Regions from separate parts of the Homo sapiens genome. Here region 2 is linked to region 1. A link is an interaction called in ENCODE POLR2A ChIA-PET data of the cell type or tissue named here. Cell type or tissue: PC-9. All regions are shown on one strand. Links, peaks and the distances in the headings refer to the core of each region. The heading gives the core; the rest is flanking DNA. Region 1 has its middle 76 kb from the start of LINC01742. Region 2 has its middle 68 kb from the start of CIMIP1.

Evidence for each region. Peaks named below come from ENCODE experiments on the same cell type or tissue, not always from the same donor. Only the 100,000 strongest peaks of a DNase experiment are listed, where the experiment ranks them.
Region 2: POLR2A ChIA-PET joins it to region 1 with 5 read pairs; 1 of 35 experiments calls an interaction of 5 or more read pairs at or near these places.

Annotation. Positions count from the first base shown.
Region 1 is chr20:57,926,047-57,930,442 of GRCh38, forward strand. No RefSeq gene overlaps it. Among named protein-coding and RNA genes, the nearest start is that of LINC01742, 76 kb to the right of the region's middle. In PC-9, for the core only: no CTCF peak of the experiment used is centred there; a DNase peak (open chromatin) is centred at 2,385.
Region 2 is chr20:58,080,270-58,084,665 of GRCh38, forward strand. No RefSeq gene overlaps it. Among named protein-coding and RNA genes, the nearest start is that of CIMIP1, 68 kb to the right of the region's middle. In PC-9, for the core only: no CTCF peak of the experiment used is centred there; no DNase peak of the experiment used is centred there; H3K27ac peaks cover 141 bases.

The DNA of each region.
Region 1 (4,396 bases), core at 200-4,199:
ACTCCAGGGTTATAAAGATAATTTCCTTCATCATCATATTGAAGCCTTATTGTTTTACCTTCTACATTTAAATTCATAAGCACTCTTAGAATTGCTTTTTGTGTATGGTGTGAGGTAAGGATCAGGGAAAGCTCCTCTGAGTCACATAAGCCATGGCCCACTCTGAGCTTGCAGCAAATCAGTGTGGTTTACAATGAGTGAGAGGGCAGGGGAGAGGCTTGTTCTAGGGCCTTGAAACCTCTTCCCCTGTTAGCACCATAAAAATAAAAATAAATATATTCTTCTCTTCCCTCATGAAAGACACATCTACCATGATTTACCCTTTTTTGAGAAAATGTCTGGGGCTTTTCTAGGTGAATCTGAAGCAAACCAGGACAAACGACTCCCCAGTGATTCACTCATACATCTTGAGTGAATGATTCTCATTACCCATTCATTCAATGAGGTTTCTTAACCACTTACTGTGTGCTGAGAATTGAAGATACAACAATGGGCTAAAAGAGATAAGGTCTCCACCTTCACAGAGCCAGACCTCTTGTGAGGGAGACAGCTCTTATGACAAAAGCTCTGACTTGGGATCAAAGGGAAAAGTGCATGAGGCTAGAAGAGTTTAGAATAGGAAGCAAACCTACTTAGGGGGCTCTGGGGATGTTTCCCTGAGCAAATGACAACTGATCAGGACCTAAAGGATGACTAGTTGCTAATTAGGTAAAGAGAGAAGAGAAAAGCTTTCCAAGTGGAGGGACCAGCATGTGCAAAGATCCTGAGGTTGGAGAGAGCAGAATGAGCACCAGGGGCTATGAGAAGCCTGGTGTGCCAGAGGCCTTGTGGGTACATGGAGTCCAAGGAAGTTGGCTGAAACCAAGACATGCAGAATAGAATGTTAGGAGGACTGCAGGATTTGAAGATGAGCAGGCAAGACATGACTTAATTTTGGAGAAGGTTTAGAGAAGATGGCCTGGGCTGCTGGGTGGAAAGCAACTTGAAAACCAAAGGGTCTGGGACATTTGCACACGTTCCAAGCTAGTCTCCTGGCACTCATGATCATGCCATCCCTGAGTGTCCTGTTTGGCCGTGGGTTTTCCACTCCACCCTGGGGCCTTCCTGGGCCACCCTGACCATGGGTTCTACTCTTTCACCACCCCAGGCAGGCTCAGCCTCTTTTGTCCCAGTTCTTCCTTGCAGGCCAGTAGTTTATGGTTCACCCAGACCTTCCCCTTCTACAAAGTCCTTCCTCCACTCTTTGTTGTTTTTACCAACCTAGGAGCTGACTCCCCTCCCTGAAAGAAACACCTATTTATTGGGTGTTGGGAGGGAGATGGCGTTCCTGCTCCTCTAGATGACATCTGTTCAAATCCCTGATGTGTTCCTGCTCTACTCATACATGAAGTTGCCCAAATATATTCTCCCAGGCACTCAGTCCAAGGAAGGTTGTCAGTGGCAGTCCCTCTGGAAGCCACTGGCAAGTTACTGGACACCATGACTATGTGCAGCTGCCCCTTAACCAGCAACATGGAGCTATCTCCACAGAAAGAGGCATGAGCCAAGGGTGCAAAGTGCATTTCCACCTATAAACAAGACCCACTCAGCCCAGCTTCAAAGGAAGGGTCACTTCTGTTCAGCCAACAAACACATCATAGCAATAGATGTCCAGAACAGGAGACCTCAGCTTTGGCAGAGGAGGTAAATAACAGACATTCGAATAATTCCACTCCCACCCCAACTGATCTGCGCTCCACCATACTCCCATGGAAAAGGAGGCTGAGAGGACTTAGGAGTCAGCACTCAGGCTGCAGGTGAGATCCAGGCTGGGACCATGTAGTAAGAAGACATGAGGAGTTTTTTGGTCTCAGACCCCTCCCCACCCCCACCCTCAAAGCATTCTGGGATGCTCCGTTCCTTCTGGACATAGTTTTCTTCCCAATTTTCTTGATTCTTAAAATGTTCTTAAAATATAGGTCTTGCATTAAGGATTAGAATTTTCCAGTGGTCACAGAGTAATGAAAACCAACTGAGAGTCTGTTTTGGAAAAATAAAAGACCACAAGGAAAGACTCTGAAACACAAAACCAAAGGAATCTTTCTGCCCCATAAGTCAGAAACCCATGGATATGCTGTTTATCTGTTTATTTTTATTAGAGAAGCATTCTAGGAGAGCAAGCTCTCTCGTGGGAGGATTTGCAAGTGTGATGGGTGGGGGCAGATATGGCATTACTTAATTGGCTTAAAATTTTGTCTTCTCTGCCAAAGCTAAGGAGTCCCTGCTCTGGTTATCTACTATTACCTAAAAACCACCCCAAAAATCAGAACTTCATGCAGCTGTTTATCACTATGCTGCATCACAACTCTGCATGCCAGGCGGATGACACACAGCAGGGACAGCACAAGTCTGGGACCTCAGCTCAGAAGACTTGAACAACTGGGGGATGACTGGGCATCTTTCCTCCTCCTCCTCCTTCCCCCTTCCTCCTCCCTTTTCTCCTCCTCCTCCCCCTCTTCCTCCTCCCTTTTCTCCTCATCCCCCTTCTTCTCCTCCCCCCCCCACCCTTCTCCTCCTCCTTCTCCTCCTCCTCCTTCTCCTCCTCCTCCTCCTTTTCCTCCTCCTCTTCTTCACCCTCCTCTTCCTCACCCTCCTCTTCTTCACCCTCCTCTTCTTCCTCCTCCTCCTTTTCTTCCTCCCCCTTCTCCTCCTTCTCCCTGTCCACCTCCTCCCCATCTTCCTCCTCCTTTCTCTTTCTCTCCCTTTTCCCCATCCTTCTTCTCCTCCTCTTATTCTTCCTGCCCCTTCTCCTCATCCTCCTCCTCCTTCTTGTCTCCCTCCTCCTCCTTCTTGTCTCCCTCCTCCTCCTTCTTCTTCTCCTCCTCCTTCCTCTCCTCCTCCTCCTCCTCTTTGTCTCTCTCTCCTCCTCCTTATCCTCTATCTACATGGCCCAATGTGGCTAGTTTGGGCTTCCTCACAGCATGGCAGCCTCAGAGCAGTCAGAATCCATCCATGAGTGCTCAGGGTATCAAGAGGAAAAAAGTGGAAGGTAGCAGTCCCCTTAAAGACAAAGCCTGGAATGGACAGAGCATCCCTTCCACCATACCGGTTGGTCAGGCACCAGCCATGATACAAGATGAGACAACATGAACTTTACCTCTCAATGGGAGGGACCCCAAATAATTTGTAGCCATCTTTAATTCCCACAACTCTGAACCCCGTATTACTTGGGAACCTGAAGGACAGAAATGAGAAATGACAAGAATCAAACCAAAATAAATAGAACACTCTAGGTGGGTCAGAAAAAAATAAAAAGCAGAAAATGTAATATGCTGCCTCTATGTGTCCCAGGGGAAAGATAAAAGCCATGCATTCATTCATGGATTTGTTTGCTTATTCACTCATTCATTCAATGAAGGGAAGACCTACTATGTGCAAGGCACTCTTCCTGCCACTAGAGACACGGCAATAAACAGGCCATATGAGACCCTGCTATCATGCAACTTGCGAAAAACTATCAGAGGACGAAGACATTAAACACATAATTACAAAATATTTAACTTTCAAAAGGCAACAACATGGAAGCATCAAACCATGAATTGGGGTACATGACTCAAAAAGAAGGATCAGAAGAGGTTCCTCTGAATAAAGGCTGTCTAAACTGGGCAAATAAAATAAGCTGAAGTTTTATGAGCAAGGAGAGGAAAGAGAATGTCCCTGACTGAGGAAATAGTTTGGGATTGTAAGCAGAAAGACAGAGAGATGGCTGGGGTGGCTGGAGCTCAGGGCTGGGCAAGATAGTGGGGCCTGGTTGTGCAGGGGCTCATCAGGGCCTTGTCTCATCATAGGGACAATGGTAAGCTCTTGGAAGGTGTTCAGCAGAGAAAAGACCTGGCTGGACTTGCATTTCCTAAGCTTATCCTGGAGGGGTTGGAGAGGACAGCAGGAGACCACGAGGAGTTGGCTGTAATTGATGAGGTGACAGGAGCTCGCTCCAAGTAGGTGCTATGGAAATGGAGAACATTCAGGAAGTGGAATTGGCTGTCCCTGGTGATGACAAAAACATGGTTTATGGGAGGCTCCCAATTAATATTTATGCAATAAGTGAACAAACGAATGAATTGATTCAGCCTCAGAGATGAGAGAGAAGCGGGTGCTTCAAGGTGGCTCCAGGTGTTGGGGTTTGAGTCCCATAGTGGATTTTGGAGACTGTAGGTGGAGCAGCTTGGCGGGAAGCAGAGAGGGTAGATGAAAGTCAGTCCCAGACCCTATGAGCTTCTGGTTGCCACGGAACAGCCACCCCTCCCTCCCAGGATGTGGCTGTCTCTGGGGCCTGGAAGTCACTGGCTGCTTTGTTTCTGGGCTAAGCATTGGGACAGGGCCAGCCTCCTCTGCTAAGCCAGGCACTTGGCCAGAA
Region 2 (4,396 bases), core at 288-4,287, 150 kb after region 1:
TAAAGTCACATATTCACAAGTTCCCAGGATTAGGTCATGGTTGGAGGCCATTCTTCTCGCTACCACATTGCAGTTCACTGTAACCTTTGCATCAAATTGGGCATTACTGTGAGTTCTTGTGCAAGTGTTGGGCAAGTGTACCATTTCTAGCATCTCACATAAACACATCACCCACCTAGTTGGTGTCAATGGATTGGTTCCAGTGGGATGATTATTTTTCTGTGGACAAATGTAACATTGTAATATGTTTATTTAAATATATTATGCAGACTTACAAGTTACAGCGATATCTGTGTAATTAAATTGAAATTCTTATTATTTTGACTTTGATATAAACTGTTTTTCTAGTTTCAAAAAATAAATATGGACAAAATTTGAGATTTAAAATACAGGAATGGTACTGATACAGAATCAAATGGAGATGCAGAACTATAAAGAAAACCAGAGATACCACAAATTTCATGGTGAGTGGCAATTATAGTTTGTTTCTGCAGGAAGAAAACAAATAGCTTTTTATCTGTTGGATTAAAGATAATAAAATGAACACTAGTCACAGACATTCTTATCAAATACATAATGAATTTGAAAATACGTTTTCTTTCAATAGTCAGAAAGAATCAACAAAACAAGTCAACTAAAATCAGAAGGAAATGGCCAATAAAAAAATTGTAATGAATTTTCACTTCGTAACTTTGGCCAGCTAGGAAATAGTTAGAATGCTTGCTCAGAAGAGGAAAAACTTTTTTTTTTTTTTTTTTTTTTTTTGAGACAGAGTCTTGCTCTGTTGCCCAGCCTGGAGTGCAGTGGTGCGATCTCGGCTCACTGCTAACTCCGTCTCCCAGGTTCATGCCATTCTCCTGCCTCAGCTTCCCGAGTAGCTGGGACTACAGGTGCCCACCAGCACGCCTGGCTAATTTTTTTTTTTTTTTTTTTTTTTTTTTTGAGACAGAGTCTTGCTGTCACCCAGGCTGGAGTGCAGTGGCGCGCTCTCAGCTCACTGCAGGCTCCACCCCTCCAGGTTCACGCCATTCTCCTGCCTCAGCCTCCCGAGTAGCTGGGACTACAGGTGCCCGCCACCACGCCTGGCTAATTTGTTTGTATTTTTTAGTATAGACAGGGTTTCACCGTGTTAGCCAGGATGGTCTCGATTTCCTGACCTCGTGATCCGCCCGCCTCGGCCTCCCAAAGTGCTGGGATTACAGGCATGAGCCACCGCGCCCGGCAAGAGGAAAAACATTTTTAAATGGAGACTTTTGAAAAAAATTATTTCAGTATAAGAATTTTGTTACAGTATAAAGAACAGACTAAAAAATTTTTTCTTGAAGAGTATAAGATCTTCACTTAAACCAACAAATGACCATCGACTCAAAATCTTTTTGAAAATATCAAAAATAAATTGATTATTTGAAAAACTTAAAATATTTTAGCCTCAGATAGTTGCACTGCCCAATTAACACTTTGAGTAAATTTCATCTCAAAGGATTTTCAAATTTAAGAGGGAATGTTGTCCATTCACGGCTTAAAACATTGAACTCATGGCATAGATAATTTTGTATCTTCTACATCTGTCAAAGAAGAATTTCAGCTAGAAATGAGAAAATTAGTTTCTATCATGACAGATCAGCTATCTTAGATCAAAAATCCAGATTTGCTGGAATATTGAAAGAAGAGACTGCTATTTCCCTTAATGCTTCATTCCACAGTATGGTACATATTAAAAACATTTGTGTCCAGTCTTCTGAAACAGACTCTAGGAAGTGCCATGGATATAGTGGTTAAAATCATTTAGTATTTTTATGTGCAAGGGCTATGAATCATCATGACTTTATGGCTGAAAATAGAAGACAACGAATTTAATGATGTTGTGTTCTTTCTTTGCTCATTGGCTGAGTTATGAAAGAGTTTTACAAAGATTTACTGTGGTGTTGACTTGAATTCAAGATTTCTTTGAAACAAAGGACATACTTGCCAAATATGCAATCAAAGACAAAAACCCCCGCCAGTTTGGTTTAACGTTTTCTCACTATTATCACACACATATGAAAGAGCTAAATTTGAAGCCCCAAAGAATGAAAGAGTTTATCAGTGACCTAGTCAGATGGGTAGACGAATTTATGCCAAAATTTGAACCTTTCATAATGCAAATCAATAATAATGATTTTCACATTTTTCCAACACAAATCAATATGTAGATTTTCATTGTAATTGGCAGCATTATGTAAATTGGCTGCAAAAGCTATCAGAAAAATTTGAAGAACATTTGGTTAATATTGATAAATTTTGAGGTTTTTTTTTTCAAATTTATGTGATGTCCCCTTTGCATTCAAGGTTAATAATACTGAGTTATCACAAGAGTTAGTTAATTTACTTAACTTGGATAGTTTGGAAACCGATATGCTTTGGCTTCAAAGTCAAATCACTTCTTCTAAACAACAAGATGAACCAGTTTTGGCAATGTGCATGGGAATGTTAAAGGAAAATGGTTTTTTTATGCACAATTCCAAACTTTAAATATGTTTGGAACAACATAAATATAGGAATCCACGTTTTCAATTGTCGATTTCAACTTTACAAAATCTAAATATTGATCAACTATTTCTGATGAAAATATAGTGGCTAAATTGAAATGTGCTATAACTGTAACATACACCGGATTTCAAAGACAGACAGAAAATATAAACTATGTTATCAATAATCTTTAAATTATTATATATTGATATGACAATATTTTGGATATAGATAAATTTTAAAAGTTAATTTCACCTGTTTCTAATTTTTTTGTCATGGATATTAGAAAATGCAGAATTATATGGTGGCTCACATTATATTCCTATTGAACCATGCAGAATTAGACTTTCTTTTCAGAGAAACTGAAGCTTGCAAAAAGATGCTCTTCTTTCCTTTGATTCTTCATTTCCATGCATCCAAGTCCATTTTAATAAAGCTTACAAAATGATGACCAAATCTATCAGCAAATTTGATTTCATCCATGTTAAGTGTAAAAAAAGGTACTCATTGTTGGCATAGAAAAACTCAGAAATTACACAAAACGTTCAATTATTGGCCCCCCTTTAAAAAGTCAGGTCTGACCAGCTTGGGCCCGTATTTCCAAGTAGTGATACCTGCCCAGGGCCCATCTGCCCCTCCCTTGCCCAATGTGGTTGTTTGCAAGCCAGTTTATCACAGTTGAGTGTTCAGAGTCAATTTTCCATATTTATAACATTAGAGAAAGTCATCTATGATCTCCCTAGATTTTTAAATATTTTCTTGTCATTTTAAAAATATTATGCATACTTGTGATGGTAAATCTTTTCTCATTTTTTATGATGCAAATATTTGTTTTATTCTTTTTATTGTACAAACGTATGAGGTGGTTGTCTATTTTATTTGTCTTTTGAAATAAGCAACTATTTTGTGTTTGTTTGCTTAGAGACAGTCTCACTATGTTGTTTAGGCTGGCCTTGAAGTTCTGGGCACAAACAATCCTTCTGCTTCAGTCTCTCAAGTAGGTGGGACTATGTGCACTCACCACCCTGCTCGGCTTCTGAAATAATCAACTCTTTATTTTACTTATCAACTTTACTATTTTTCCTAATAAATTTCTGCTTTACTCTCTAATAATACAACTTTCTGTTTTCTGCTTTATTTATAGTGTTTTCTATACTCTTTAGTTTAATTATTAGTCATTCATAGCCCCTCATTCTTAACAATAAAAGAATTTTGGGATATAGATTTTCCTCTGAATATGGCTTTGGCTACATCCAAGATGTTGCTGTAATATATCAATATTTGATAAATAATATTGATATAAAATTTAAGTTTCTATTTTCTCCTTGATTTAAAAATTATTTAGAAGAGTATGCTTTAAAATTTCCCAGTGAAATTATCAATTTGTTAGAGAAAGGACAGTGGTGAATTCATACAAAGGAGCACTATGCAGCAATAAACAATGGGACTGATATACACAACAGCATATGTGAATGTCGCCAACACTATATTGAGTAAAGGAAGCTGACACAATAGACTACAGGCCATATAATTCCATCTGTGAAAGATTCAAGAGCAGACAAAGCTAATCTATAGTGACTGCAGTCGGAATAGTACAGCGGTTGCCTCTTGGAAGGAGGCATTAGCTGCGAAGCAGTGCATGGGAAGCTTCAGGAGGTGTTCTGGGTGGCTGTACATGTGTAAAAATTCACTCAGGTGTATACTTAACACTGTGCACTTTACAGTACAGAAGATGTGCTTCCATTTTAAGAATCTAGTTTTCTTACAAATATCATAAAGCATTATTGGCAGAAAATTTGGCCCGTAAGTTACATCCTTTCCAGAATTTGTTAACATTCTCCTCTTGGCCAGAGTAATGGACTCTGTTGGTTCCTATTCAGCATCCTTC